Regions from separate parts of the Homo sapiens genome. Here region 2 is linked to region 1. The links are chromatin loops, found by intact Hi-C in ENCODE. Cell type or tissue: CD4-positive, alpha-beta T cell. All regions are shown on one strand.

Region 1 (8,000 bases):
GGGAATTCCCAGGATTCCCTCAGAAAACCTCCTAAGGATAACTCTTAGACCATAAGTAACTCATGACTGGCTGATATGACACCAGTGTCAATTCTTTTCTAACAGTAGTCAATTTTTTCATAAATACAAGTTATACGTTTTTAAAGATGAATACTGGTGAGCATCTGCCTTTCAATATTTCCTCAGGTCCTCTATGAATCTATTCTGTATAGTGATCTTAGGACTGCACTTCCAGCATCAGCAAACAATACACTATTGAAGCGAGAGCCTGTATTTTTAGGGAGAGCCTATAGTCATTGCTGATTTATGATTCTATATTTTTATTGATTTCTGTAAAAACAGCATCCTTCAAAATATAGATATTTAGGTCCTATTATATCTATAGATAATTTTCCATCAAAAGATAAAACAATCTACTGGAATATGGGGAATGTAAAAGAGCAGTCTAGAAAAAGTTTACATAAAGTATACTTAAAACTAGGTAAAAAGTATTTGCATATTTTGGTGTAAACCTGAAAGAAATCAGAAGACATCAAATTAATGATTATGTATTAGGTGGCTGGGAAATGGGTATTTTTATTTTAAAATCCCTGAATCTTTTAATTATTTTATTTTATTTTATTATTATTATACTTTAAGTTTTAGGGTACATGTGCACAATGTGCAGGTTAGTTACATATGTATACATGTGCCATGCTGGTGTGCTGCACCCATTAACTCGTCATTTAGCATTAGGTATATCTCCTAAAGCTATCCCTTCCCCCTCCTCCCACCCCACAACAGTCCTCAGAGTGTGATGTTCCCCTTCCTGTATCCATGTGTTCTCATTGTTCAATTCCCACCTATGAGTGAGAATATGCGGTGTTTGGTTTTTTGTTCTTGTGATAGTTTACTGAGAATGATGATTTCCAATTTCATCCATGTCCCTACAAAGGACATGAACTCATCATTTTTTATGGCTGCATAGTATTCCATGGTGTATATGTGTCACATTTTCTTAATCCAGTCTATCATTGTTGGACATTTGGGTTGGTTCCAAGTCTTTGCTATTGTGAATAGTGCCGCAATAAACATACGTGTGCATGTGTCTTTATAGCAGCATGATTTATAGTCCTTTGGGTATATATCCAGTAATGGGATGGCTGGGTCAAATGGTATTTCTAGTTCTAGATCCCTGAGGAATCACCACACTGACTTCCACAATGGTTGAACTAGTTTACAGTCCCTCCAACAGTGTAAAAGTGTTCCTATTTCTCCACATCCTCTCCAGCACCTGTTGTTTCCTGACTTTTTAATGATTGCCATTCTAACTGGTGTGAGATGGTATCTCATTGTGGTTTTGATTTGCATTTCTCTGATGGCCAGTGATGGTGAGCATTTTTTCATGTGTTTTTTGGCTGCATAAATGTCTTCTTTTGAGAAGTGTCTGTTCATGTCCTTTGCCCACTTTTTGATGGGGTTGTTTGTTTTTTTCTTGTAAATTTGTTTGAGTTCTTTGTAGATTCTGGATGTTAGCCCTTTGTCAGATGAGTAGGTTGCAAAAATTTTCTCCCGTTTTGTAGGTTGCCTGTTCACTCTGATGGTAGTTTCTTTTGCTGTGCAGAAGCTCTTTAGTTTAATTAGATCCCATTTGTCAATTTTGGCTTTTGTTGCCATTGCTTTTGGTGTTTTAGACATGAAGTCCTTGCCCATGCCTATGTCCTGAATGGTAATGCCTAGGTTTTCTTCTAGGGTTTTTATGGTTTTAGGTCTAATGTTTAAGTCTTTAATCCATTTTGAAGCAAAGTCTCAGGATACAAAATCAATGTACAAAAATCACAAGCATTCTTATACAACAATAACAGACAAACAGAGAGCCAAATCATGAGTGAACTCCCATTCACAATTGCTTCAAAGAGAATAAAATACCTAGGAATCCAACTCACAAGGGATGTGAAAGACCTCTTCAAGGAGAACTACAAACCACTGCTCAGTGAAATAAAAGAGGATACAAACAAATGGAAGAGCATTCCATGCTCATGGGTAGGAAGAATCAATATCGTGAAAATGGCCATACTGCCCAAGGTAATTTATAGATTCAGTGCCATCCTCATCAAGCTACCAATGACTTTCTTCACAGAATTGGAAAAAACTACTTTAAAGTTCATATGGCACCAAAAAAGAGCCCGCATCGCCAAGTCAATCCTAAGCCAAAAGAACAAAGCTGGAGGCATCACGCTACCTGACTTCAAACTATACTACAAGGCTACAGTAACCAAAACAGCATAGTACTGGTACCAAAACAGCACAGTACTGGTACCAAAACAGAGATATAGATCAATGGAACAGAACAGAGCCCTCAGAAATAACGCCGCATATCTACAACTATCTGATCTTTGACAAACCTGAGAAAAACAAGCAATGGGGAAAGGATTCCCTATTTAATAAGTGGTGCTGGGAAAACTGGCTAGCCATATGTAGAAAGCTGAAACTGGATCCCTTCCTTACACCTTATCTTTTAATAATTTTAATGCTAAATGTTTGTAATGGTCCCTTAATGTTTATTATGCCAGATATAAACAGAACTACAATTCTGCTCATTAGAATATAGCTTAGGGCATGTCCTGGCTACAGTAAAATTTCTTAAACTATAATTAAAGACCTCGGCCTAGTGAATGAGTGGAACAAAAGCATGACTTTCTATAAAGGCTTTTTTACAATTAAAAGTTGAGGGACTAACTACCGGGATGTGTTTAAATTTAAGTAGCAAGATGGTGGTATGTCAAAGCATTTATCATTCATCAATAAAAATGTGCTCAGGCTAAATGCTTTTAAATATGCATGACTAAGTTCTCAATGTACTCTGTGGTCATTTACTTGCTGTGCAGAGGCCTACCTGATTGCCTGTTATCTGATCAGGAGCTCAGAACTTAATGTGGTATAGCAAAGAAAGTTCAGGCCCAAAACATCAACTCTGAATATTGAACAATATTTCATGGTATCAGAAAGAGGAATAAAAAGGGCCCTAAATGAGAAGAAGAATGAATAAATCTGTTGCCTTTTTATTGAGGAGGGAATAGGCACATCATCCTGGCTAGAATCAACTTTCTATATACCAGCTGATCTTCCTGTACAGTGATACTTTTCCTCCTTAAAAGTAGATTCCACATCACATTATGTGCCACGAAAGTGAGTTCTGACATATACAGTGCAATGGTATCTGGGCTATGGGGAGGAAGAAAGGGATTGGATGAACCCACCTACTTTTAATAAGCAGATGACCTACAGTTTTTAGGTGGAAACAAAAATGCTCAAACACAGAGAATCTTCCTTCCCAACTGTTGATAAGTTCAAAATCAGATTTGAGTTTCCTCTATATTTAGGTGTTATTTGCAGACAGTGGAGTTTCCAGAGGTGGTCTTGCCTCATGCATCTTATAGTGAGTAGGAGCATAAAAGTATAAACAGCAAATGTACAAGGCAGAGTTAAGCAATGGAGCACAAAAGAGATTACTCAGGAAATGTAAAAGGAAGTGGGATGCCTGGCAGAGAGGATTGAGAGGAGTTTTATGGAGGACATAGAATTTGAGGTAGCGGCCGGGCGCGGTGGCTCACGCCTGTAATCCCAGCACTTTGAGAGGCCAAGGCGGGCGTATTACAAGGTCAGGAGATTGAGACCATCCTGGCTAACACGGTGAAACCCTGTCTCTACTGAAAATACAAAAAAAATTAGCCGAGCGTGGTGGCGGGTGCCTGTAGTCCCACCTACTCAGGAGGCTGAGGCAGGAGAATGGCGTGAACCTGGAGGAGGCAGAGCTTGCAGTGAGCCGAGATCATGCCACTGGACTCCAGCCTGGGTGACAGATCGAGACTCCGTCTCAAAAAAAAAAAAAAAAAGAATTTGAGGTCGATTGTGATGGTAGGTTAAGTTTTCAATAAACTGGATGTAAATAAGGCTTTCCTGGGGATAAGAACTATAAGAACAAAGGCAAAGAGGCAAGACCATGGAAGTCATGATAGGAGAAAGGTGGAGCATGGAACATAAAGCCTATATACAGGGAGTAAGAGACACCTACTACAATACCTAGGGAGTAAATGTCAGACCAGAGCTGAATTGAGCAAATTGATGATTTGTTTGACCTGCTCAGTATTTAGTTTCCTAACTATAATAAGAAGGAGAGAATGAGCAAGAGAAAGAAAGTGGGTGTTTAACAACCAGTATTTAAATATTGGGAGATTACACATACAACTCTAAATGTTTGGCTTCTCGAAAAATCTAAAATTCTGATAGCAATGCTGGGTTTGCATCCCCACATGTCAGTAATCAATGAATTTGAGCAGAAGTAGACCCCTGCAGGTCAGGGAAGGTACTGTGTTGAAGGCCACAGTCCCTAACACTTCCTATTACCTCTGCAAATGTCCGTTGCCTTCTATTTTTATGACTAGGCTGAGTTTTTGTTGTTGTTTTGTAATAAAGATAAACATTTTTCATAAATCTTGCTTCAACAATTCTTAGGTAACTGATTTCAGCAGGTATTTGAGCTTTCTGACCTCCACCGTAAAGGAAAATCAGAAGATATTGAACACCAGCTGGAAGCATTTGTTCTTCATCTGGTAGCTAATGACAAAGCTTTGAAATATTTTGAGGATTTAAGTAACTGATTTAAGACAAGTTTTAAGAAGCATAATCTGAAAAATAGATTTCAAACAAGAATTTTAGTTTCAATTTGCCATTTAGCCAATTACTTCTGCACCTTGTCACATAAGTATGCCTTAGCAAGAATGTCACTAAATCACCCCAGTCCTCTGTTTACTTGATAAGAAAAAGAGGTGAGCAATTTGTAATAAATGACCTCTAACTCTGAGAACTTTCTAGGTCTGACAATTTCTGACCATCTCTATATGTGGATTCTGCAATAGGTATTGTGTTCATGTCACATTCTTTTTTTACACTCCTTTAAATTGTGTGTTTGGAATGAGTAAAAGAGTCTCAACTGCCTTCACAGAAGAACTTGATTTCTGTTAATCTCCCCCAGTGCTAGGTTTCAGAATGACTGCTAAAAATGGAGCCATCAGGTGAAGACAATTTTCCAAGGCTGCTCATTATGTGTGAGTCTAGAGGTTGCCTCCTAAGAACAAGATATACTTTTGAAAAATTTCTAACTAGCCAAAAGAATCACAAAGGGTACCTTTCAGCTGCTTCTTGTACACAGTATAGTTTAAGCCCTTGGCCTTCTCCTTAGTTCCTCAACAGAAGCCAGCATCAACCTGGATTTTGCTATGTTTGTCAGAATTTTCTTATTCAAGCAAGAGCCGGGGCATAAAGTTTCTCCAAAACAGAACCCCAAAGTCCCTTAAATTAGGATATATAATCTGTTTTTGTGGTTCAGTTATAGTTATTGACCAAAACCTTGTTAAAGAGAGGGCAGCACAGGTTGCAGGGCCTGGTCTCTAGCTCCTTTACACATGGTTAGATTCAGCTTGAACAGATTTACACAAAAAACAAAATCATCAGAACTTGTTTTCCCAGGGATACATTGATTGCTGTTTTGAACTTAATTCTTATTCTCTTAGTATACTGAAAAGTGGCTTGTGGTAAGAAAAAAATGGATATTTGTCAACAATATTTTTATAATTTTAAAGTTGAGGAGTTGAAAATATATTTTGAAATATTTAAACTAAACAAGTTAAATTTTGACTAATTTTAGAATATACATTCATAGGACAAAGCTCTATTCTCTTTGGCTCCCACCACAAAAATGTTCACAATCCACAATGTTCCAAAACAAAACCATTCAATATCAGACTCAGAAATCTGCTCTGCTGGCTGGATCTGACTGCTAAAACAGAAACATCTTCAATACATAAAATATTTTATTGATTTGAGATGGGCAAGAACCCCTTACAGATATTACAAAGCATGCCAAATTGATTTCAGGTAATTAAGATCATAGTAAGAAATACATCCAGAATATCAATATTTTACAAGAAGGAGGCGTATTATTTCTGACAAATTTATGACATGTACTTTTAACAAGTTCTAATATTTCTTCCTTGAATAAAATGTTCACAGTGAAATTGGATAATAAGAATTATACTCTGGGTCACAAAGTACTTGTGAGATTTTTTGGAGTAGCATCTAAAAATATTAATGCTACTAAATACTCCCTTCCAGGTTACAGACCTCTAAATTTAATACACTAATCAAACAAAGCTGTTTGGAGGCACCCTGATTTCTCTTGCTTCTGTGGCTTATTATACTCATTATCTCACTTCAATCAGGTTTTGGATGACTTGTTTCTATTCTAGGTAATGCCTGTATAAGAATGGTTTAATCATACTAATAACGGTTGGCTTGATTCTCCCATCCTATTCCCATGTAACTTCCCTAAAGTCAAAAATCCCTTTCAAAGTGTCTTAACCTTGAGAATTCATGTGTTGCCCATATGGGAATATTTGTACATCTTTAAGATGATTACTTCTTTGTTGCTATTATTATCTTCTTCTCAAAACAAATATAATAAACAGTGCATGTCATGCCCATATTTTTCAGAGAAGGAATCTCCAGAAAGTACTTAATGGTCCAACTGGAAAATGTAACAATACAGTGTTTCCTGGTTTTTCAATTTACTACAGGTGAGTAATCTCTGAAACACCCAAGACAGTGAACAGATTGAATCAGTTTTAACAATTTGAATCTTGAATGATTTCCAGCGTGCTTGTATCCAAGCTGTTTTTGCCTTTCTTTAACTAATACTTCAAATAAAGATTAAATACTTTTTCTTTGAAAGTTAGCTGAAACTACTGGAAAATTGTGTGCTTTAGAAAACTATATTCATTATAAAATGACTGGGCATTGTAATTACACTGATATTTTAATTGATGTTGCCATAAATTTGGGGGTAGGGATTTTCTCTTTAAATTCTTCTTTGGTATGCTGATATTCTCTAAAAAAGACATAATTCCAATCAATTCAGACATTTCACATTACTGGAACATTTAATTATATAAGTATTATAACGGGGCTTTGGAAAAAAGTTGCAGACTTTCAACACTGGATATACTGAGGTATTTTCCAATCTTCCAAATAGGCCTTAGAATTCTAGTTTGGAATAAAGTCCTCCACCAGCACGTTACAACTACTCTAAATTTAGCACCGACCACTATATTAAGCTGAATTTGCCATCAACAGAAATAAAGGCAGAAAAAGTAAAAATATATATGGTTTTGAAAGATGGTGTATGTTCTAATAAATTATATTGCATCTAATGAAAGTAATCAAAGTATAAAGTTTGAACAACTGGGATGAAATTTCTAAAATTTGATTTCAGTATATCTGAATTTTTTTTTTTTTTTTTTTTTTTGAGATGGAGTCTCGTTGTGTTGCCCAGGCTGGAGTGCAGTAGCGTGATCTCGGCTCACTGCAAGCTCTGCCTCCCGGGTTCACGCCATTCTCCTGCCTCAGTCTCCAGAGTAGCTGGGACTACAGGCACCCTCCAGCAAGCCTGGCTAATTTTTTTGTATTTTTAGTAGAGATGGGGTTTCACCGTGTTGGCCAGGATGGTCTTGATCTCCTGACCTCATGATCCACCTGCCTCAGCCTCCCAAAGTGCTGGGATTACAGGTGTGAGCCACCGCGCCTGGCCTGAAAATTTTTTTTTTTAAAGTACATTTAGATGTCTTAAAAATTTGCTTTGGATTCCCATTGTTAATGAACACAGCCAAAATCACCTTTTACTTCTTTAAAAACAGCAAATGCTAAGGAGAAAGATTACTGATTCTGAACCTAAAAGAAGAACACATTAGCAATCATGCCTGGCAGATTCATCACAGAATATGAAAAAAAATGAACTTTTTATGATCATCTTATGTCAAGGAAAACCTTTCACTTGAGCCATCTCATTCTACCACATGCATAGAAAACGCTTACTGTCATAATCACAAGGGTCACTGAACACTGAAACCACATCAGGAGGTAAAATGAGCACAGACTTTGTAAGCTTTGTAAGCTGATAAGTCCTG
Region 2 (8,000 bases), 56 kb after region 1:
ATAAGGATATAAGTAACACACTTGTGAATTAGCAAAACTTTTGTATCTTCTCAAATGAAAATCACTACAAAATCTTTATCTTGTCTCAGCTTGAGTTTAGAACTAACATTCCTAAATTATTCTGTTTAAAGTAAGAACAGATAGGTGCCTGAATATTGCAATCCAATGTTAATGAAAAAAGTACACACCCTTCCAGCTCCTCCTTAGAGCTGGTGGAAAATACAATCAAACTAACGAACATAAATTTTCAAATGACTGAAAGCCATGATAAATGGGATATAGTCTTACTCTAAAATATGGGGTTTCTCATCATTAATTATATTCTTAATTATCAAATCTAATATTTTGCTTCTGCCTTCTTGCATTTCTAAGACAGTGCCACTTTATTTTCAAAACATTTACTGTTTCTAACTTGAGAATGTTTCCGTAACTTTCTATCGGGGGCTGTGCAGAGTTCTCTTTATGTATGTGAAGCACATTATCGTTGAATAAATATCATTATTCTCCCAATCACACTTCCCCAGCTCAGTAGTTTTATGGGCCCCAGTGAACCACAAAAGCCTAAATTGTCTAGAATCAATTTCATAGTTTTTCCTCAAAACCCCCCAAAAAGTGATCAGCAACAGCTGTAAGAACATCAAGGACTCATTGCATGAGAAACACGAGCAAAACACATCAGTAAGAGACAAATGCCTTTTTTCAAGGAATGCAAAGAGGTTCTAAGTAGTAGTCAAAGACAAGACAAGTTGACTGCCTGGAACTTGTACTTCAGCATGGAAGCACTGAGCACCAACACGGAATTCCGAAGGAGAGTAATTAAGGGAGGCCAAGACAGCAACCATGGGTCAGAGTTTGACACTAAGTCACAGTGTGGGTGGCAAGGGGAGAAAGATATGACTGAAGTTGCTCTGAAGTGTATTTAGCAAAAGCAAGTGAAGCTGTATCCCAAATTGGCAATCATTTTACATATTTCAGCCAACTTTGAGCCCTCTAGTCTCCGTTTCCATACCCTGTTCAACAAAATCACACTGCACAATTTCCCTACAAAGCTAATGCTTATGACCTGGTGAATATCCTACTATATGAATCATTCTTATGTGATGATAGATAGATTAAATAGATGGATAGATACATATATATGTAGATCACTGCTCAGGGTCCTATTATACAAACTTTTCTGCACCTCCACTTCTTCCTTAATAATAAACTTTGAAACTCCCTGGATGACATTGATCTAATTCTATTCTTCTTGATGACTTCATCATATTATTGATATGCCACAATTTATCTAACCATTCTCTTACCAAAGGATATTCTATTTGCTTTATCTTTTCGTTCATTTGCTACCACAAATTATTCATGCAACAAGTCTTAATACACTCTATGCGCCTGTTCAACTCCAGGAATAGAGCAATGAACAAAACAAAGTTCCCACTTTCCTAAAGAATCCATTCTAGTGGAGGGGACAGGCACTAATTTAATATGTAACATAATGTTATATTTTTATGAAGCTAAACAAGGGGATACAAAGTTACAGGAAATTTCTTATTACTTTAAATGGGGTAGCCAGGGAAGAGCTCTCTGAGGAGGTATTTGATCAGAAACCTGAATGACTTGAGGGAGTAAGCCATGAGGCCTGTTAAGAGAGGAGCAATCCAGTCAGAAGGAACAGCAAGCAGCAAGCACCCGAGTTCTGAGGGAGAGATACTCAGCGAGACTGGGAACACTTGTGAATGCCACTACAGTAAATGCAGAGTGACAGAAGGGCAGGAAAAGGGACCAGACATATATCTTGCCCAAGGTCCAGGTGATGCAGTGCCTGGTAGGCTATAGAAGGAACTTCAGCAAATGCCACAATAAATATCCACATATATTGCTAGATTCATCTCCAAAAAGGCTATCAGAACTCACATTTCTATGAGCAGTCTACAAACATAGGCAGCCAGGTTCCAAAGTCTATGCAGCAGCTGTTTGTCAGCCGTTTCAGTTTGCTTTTAAAAAACATTTATCTATAACTTGAAAAAGTATTAGGAGAGTGAAATATCTGTATATAAAAGCTACACAAATGCAAATATTCTTGTTAGTTTATCACATCTGTCAAACCCAGAAAGCTCTGTATATTAGACCCATCAGTGGGAAACCAGACAGTTTCACAGTGAAAAAAAATCTCCATCTGAGAAAAATAAAATAAAATTCTGGTATAATCTCTGGTCCAGTTACCTCTGGAGAAATAGTTGACAGGACTAGAACTGGGGACTACAAATTGGCAGTGGCCACACACAGCTATAGGACAGAATAAGTTGCTAAGAGGCCTAACATGTATCATCATGAGATAGAATTTTCTAGGTTGGAAGGAAATGGTCTTTTTAATATGCCAAAATGTTGACTTTCAACTATAATCATAATAAAGCAATTTATATCAATAAAAATACATAAAATGGGTAAAAATAAAAGCTAAAGGAACTTGTTTTAGTTATTATTGTCCAATCTTTTCTTAAAACCTCTGGTTTCATCTTCTTCCACTGACATCTTACATTCTGTGAAGGAGGAAGTAGGGGGGATGGAAACGGCTTTAAAGAAGCACAAAAGGCCTGAAGGTCAATAGGGAGGCAAATACTCAAAGAATGAGAACCGCAGATATCTAATAAAGTCTATGTTGCCTTTTCATGCAAAAGGCATAAGGAATGCTTAATCATCTAATATTTACAATGTAGGAAAAAGCTATTTCACGTTGAAATTTGTAGCATTTTTGGGTGATTATGAAACCCTCATTTAAAATAGCCATGTATCCTCTATTTAGCAAACCAAGACTACAAGAAATCTTAGACATGATATTAATACCCCAAAGTTTAAAACTCCAGATGTGAAGAAAAGCCAGAGAATGCCTGCTGTGTAATAAGGCCTATATCTCTTTGGAATCATGGATTTAATTAAGTTTCAATTTGCATCTTGGGCAAAAAGATAGACTGTTAGAATGAAACAAAAAGAAAGAGGGAAAAAGCCTTCTAAAAAACAAAGTGTCAATAAAATTTTAGTTATATTCTCTAGCCATCATTTGGCTTTTAAAATTCTGATAACATTCCCTCAAAAAACAAAGCATTTCCTTTTGTCTAGACAACATAACCTGCTTCTGTCTCAGATAGGCCACTTGGGAACCCAGGATCTGACTCATTTCCCTCACACCATATATGATTCCATATAAAACAGGGCTATATGTCCCTTCCACAGCCCAAATAGGGATCCCCAAAAGGCGGTGCTTCCTATCATTCTTGGGCCAATGTTTTCACCAAGTTCTGTTTGAAAATGTATTTGTTCCTGTTTTCTTTGCACTTACCTTGTGAGGTCTCATCTCCATGACATCTGACAGTGGCTTTGGGTGTTGCCTAAAGAGAAAGCAGCAAGCAACAGTTACAGAGGTGGTTTCCTGTGGAGCAGGCAACTTAACACAGCTAAGTTCAGGTCATTCTCTGAATACTAAAACTGAGAAGTCAACGATAGTGTAATATCAGATAGCTAAATGTTTTCACTATACCCACACATGTAGTAAAGAATTTAGGCTGCTGAATTTTCTTTAACTACAGGGTTCTGCTTTTCAAAAAAAATGTTTTCAACTTACAAAGACTTTTATAACAGACTGCCTTTTTGAGAAAGGAAAGCCTTCTTTCTTTATATTATCCAGGAACCATTATACGCATCCCATAGAATGTATTGCTGATACTTCTTAGAAGTATCTTCAGAAAAGGGTCTTATCTTATATTTATTATCTTATATTTATTTATATATTTATTATATTATATTATATGTTATATATAAATATATTATATATTTATATAATTATATATTATATATTTATATATAAATAAATATATTATATTATATATTATATAAATATTTATATTTATATATAATGTATATAATATTATTATATATTATATATATTTATTATATATATAATTAATATATAATAAAATTATATATTATATATATTTATTATATATATAATTAATATATAATAAAATTATATATTATATATAAATATATTATATATTTATATAATTATAAATTATATATTATATATAAATAAATATATTATATTATATATTATATATAAATAAATATTTGTATTTATTTATATATAATATATAAAATATTTATATATTATAAATAAATATAAGATATAAAATACCAGTAAAATGTGTTCCTAGGAGTTGAATATATGCATGCATATGGCATTTGCTTGTTTGTTCATTGATTCATTTATTCATTCAATGAATTTACTGAACATATATTGAGTTTCTCTTTTTTGTGCCCTGAGGATATAACCACAAATAAGACATAATCTCTGTCCTCAATAAGTTCATAAAATCTTATGATTTTATGGGAAATCACAAGATGGGAAAAGAAAACTGGACAAATAATTATGAATATTATGTGAGAATTACAACAATAGGAATTTATATAGAATACATTGGGCCTCAAGTGGGGAAACGGGCATTCTAATTAGCGTAAAAGAGCTGATCAAAGGAGTTGATTCTTGAACTGTGGTAAAGAATATTGTGTGGTCATTTTTCATGCAAGGAAGTGCATTCCCAGCTGGGAGTCTAGCATATTCAAAGATCCAGAGGCACAAAACAATATAGCACTTTCTGGTAACTGTAGCTAGTTCTATATTGATAGAGTGTAGAGGACTCTAAAAAGGAATAAGACTGAGATATTAGCAAAATGATTTTTAACATCAGGAGGCATTTCTTTCAGAGAACAAAAATAAATAACAAGTATATCCATGAAATACTTCTTGAGAAATATTTTGGTTAAAGATTGAACACTTTGAAGAACAATTAAGTATGAAGCACTTCAATACTTTGGCTCATGTCTGAAAAATACATAGATATTGCATATTTTCACAATGGCAAATATTCAGACTAAGTGCTAACACATGAAGCTGAACTAGATTATAAAATACTAATCTCTTTTGAGGAAACTATATTTTTATGTATCAGAATGGCTTAGAGCCAATAGAAAATTACAGCCTGTATAATAGTGTCTGGCACAGAGTAGGCTCTCAACAAATAGGTGTTGATGGAAATACCACATTGAGGCAGCTTTTGGCAAACAAAGAAATGCTTTGGGCACCAACCCAGGCTCTCCAGCTTAAAACTGTTACTGCTCCTTCTGCAATTAGAGACTTTTTCCCTTGTGATTCATAGAGTTGCATTCATTATATCTCTTTTTGGTCTCTGCTCCTAACTAACCTTCCTCCTAGCTCACACCTACCTAGAGATACCTGAAAATGTTTTCTCTAGGTATGTCTGGGCAGGTTCGAAGGATATAGCTATTATATCATTGGCCTTGGACATACAAACCAAAGAGGCACAGTTGCAGTTGCCAATATTGGTGGCAATTCAAAATGCTCAAATAAAAGGGGAAAAGCAAGAGATCCATGGACAACCACAATAAGAGAAGCAGAGCATCTCCCCCTTATTCTACCTTCTACCATTTGGGTGCATCCAGTTGGGGTAGAGGAGCTATGACAGGGAAAGAGAGAAAAGGGTAACTAAAGAACAGGTATGCTTAGCAGAAGGGGATCTAAGGTACCAATACAAAGTCTTGGGTCAGACCCAAATACCATTTCCAAATGCAAAATGCCCCTCAAGACTCACTGATTTCTCTACCTAGTGCATCACTTCCCAGTATATCACCAACCACTCCAGCTTCCTTCTGGTCCTCTGAAAAGGTTTCTCCTTTTTGTTCTGCAGCTGCTTCACTACTCTATTTTCATCAAAATTGAATCCAAGCACTTAGAAATCATGTGCTGGGTGGGACTTTAGATACTAAATTCAAACCTTTTGTTTCACATTTCAAGAAGCATTAGATAAGAGAAGTTGATCATTTTATTCAAAATTGTATTTCTGGTATGTTAAAGAGATGAACCTCTGTATCCTGACAACTCCTCCGTCCCCAAGTCCAAGGCCATTTTGACTATATCAGGCTATTTCTGCCTCTACTCAACTGGTTAGAAAATTAGTGCGGCTTACTACAGGTTTCACACATGAAACCTGTACTTCTCCCTCTCATTGACTCTTTCCAATAAATCACCAATTGGTATTGAGTTCTTTTTTTCCCATGTTCTGTACTTTTGTTTCATTTTCATCCACACTTAATCAAATAGTTTAGATCCCAGCCTCAGTGATCCTGCCTTTCCACGGGCCATCAGTCAATCTCAATTCTACCATATAGCATTCTTTCCCTCCTCTGAGCTTGTGTTAGCTCATCTGATTCATTTATTTTGCAAGCATGTATTTACCTTCTTGATTAAACTCTTGAATTGAAGAAGACTTGTATCTTCTCACCAAAAACATAATCTTCTTGAGGATAAAAACCACATTTTATTGGTTTCTATATTTACCCATCAACTGGGATCATGCACAAAGGAGAGAAATTCAAGAAATATTTGCACAATGAGTAGACTCTGGTAACAATGGATGCTTTAATGAAAGAAAGTTGTAATGAAAGATAAGCATTGCTTGTCACAGGGCCTTCAACTATAACTGTCTTGCTATATGGCTACCTTGTACCTTACCAACAAGTAAAACAGGCCAGGCAAAGGCGTGGATATTCTTTGGCCCTAACCTGTGCTTATGAATTAAATGAAGAGGGAGGAGAAAGAGTTGTTATTCAGCTTGTTCAGTTTAGAATGATATGCTCAATTTAATCATATCTAAAGTTCCATCCAGCTCCTAAGTTCTAAGTGCTATGATCTACATTGATACTCAGAATTTGAATCACTTAGATTTACAGTTTTTCAAATAGTTGTCCTAGAAACCCATAGTAAATCTAAGTAAATAACTTCATCCTTCAGCCCCTTACTTGATGAACCTTTGTCTTATTTCTGAGAAAATATAGGAGGATGTGCTCTAATCTGTGGGTATTCAGTTTATTCATTTTATGTCAAGACCAGAGGTCTGAAACCAAATGTGTTCCAGAAAATTCATTTAAAATTCAGAATGTTTTCCCTTATTAACAATATACTACATGGAGAATAGGACCTAAAATAGAATTCGTTCTATTGTTGAAGTACAGTATAGGTAAAATAAATTTTACTAGTAAAACTGAGGAATATATCTACTCATTTCATTTTTATGTATAGAAATTTGCATATAAAATTCCAGAATGCTGAATTCAAGTAAATATTTGGAACAAAATCTGTTCATAATCTAGGGACATATCTGTTTATACACTACTTACATTTTATCTAGTGAAATCTTATTTTTCTAAATAGAATGGTTATATATTCGCGTGTATTTATAGTCTCATCTTGATCATATGAAGGAAGAAAGCTTGATTAGCATTAATTTGCAATTACTTTGCAAAATCTCTTTTACTTCATCAGGAAGAAATCGACCATCACAGAGCACTTACTACATGTTACTGCTCAACACAAATTTCACGTCTATATATGAACATTTTAAACCTTAAAACTTTAAACCAAGCTTGTCCTATGCACACCCAACACAAATTCGTAAACTTTCTTAAAACATTAGGATATCTTTTTTCGTGATTTTTTTTTTAAGCTCATGGGCTATTGTTAGTGTTAGTGCATTTCATGTGTGGCCCAAGACAATTCTTCTTCCAGTGTGGCCCAGGGAAGCCAAAAGATTGCACACCCTTGCTTTAAATCTTCTTTACAATTTGAGATTTAGTAATTTATATTCATTTTGAGTTGAAGCAAAACTTGATCACTTAGTTTGGTTCAATTTAAATTACCTCAGCTGTAAACAAATAATACTACAGAGTACTGCAGAGGGTGTTTTTCTTTTTAAAAATAGTATCTTGCTCTTATTTACAATTGCATCTTACCTAAAAAGATGACTTGCATATGTTTTACACACATCTCTCTATGTAGAAGTGCAGCAAAAAAGATTTTATTCTAACAAACTTATTAACTACCAATTACATGTAGGAACATGTACCACTCTAATATCAAAGAACCAGTTGAGTTT

What was found. Peaks named below come from ENCODE experiments on the same cell type or tissue, not always from the same donor. Only the 100,000 strongest peaks of a DNase experiment are listed, where the experiment ranks them.
Region 2: it touches region 1 in a loop (1.8-fold over the local background); 6 of 110 quality-filtered maps call a loop at or near these places.

The regions. Positions count from the first base shown.
Region 1 is chr2:181,175,331-181,183,330 of GRCh38, reverse strand. The region is part of intron 1 of LINC01934 (long intergenic non-protein coding RNA 1934); the gene reads right to left. Among named protein-coding and RNA genes, the nearest start is that of LINC01934, 55 kb to the right of the region's middle. In CD4-positive, alpha-beta T cell, a CTCF peak has its summit at 4,303; a DNase peak (open chromatin) is centred at 4,340.
Region 2 is chr2:181,119,315-181,127,314 of GRCh38, reverse strand. It overlaps LINC01934 (long intergenic non-protein coding RNA 1934), which reads right to left and starts at 3,478. Exons shown (of 5, transcript NR_130784.1): 1 at 3,335-3,478. RefSeq lists an enhancer at 3,112-3,211. In CD4-positive, alpha-beta T cell, no CTCF peak of the experiment used is centred here; DNase peaks (open chromatin) are centred at 634, 2,564 and 3,374; H3K4me3 peaks cover 3,218 bases; H3K27ac peaks cover 3,773 bases.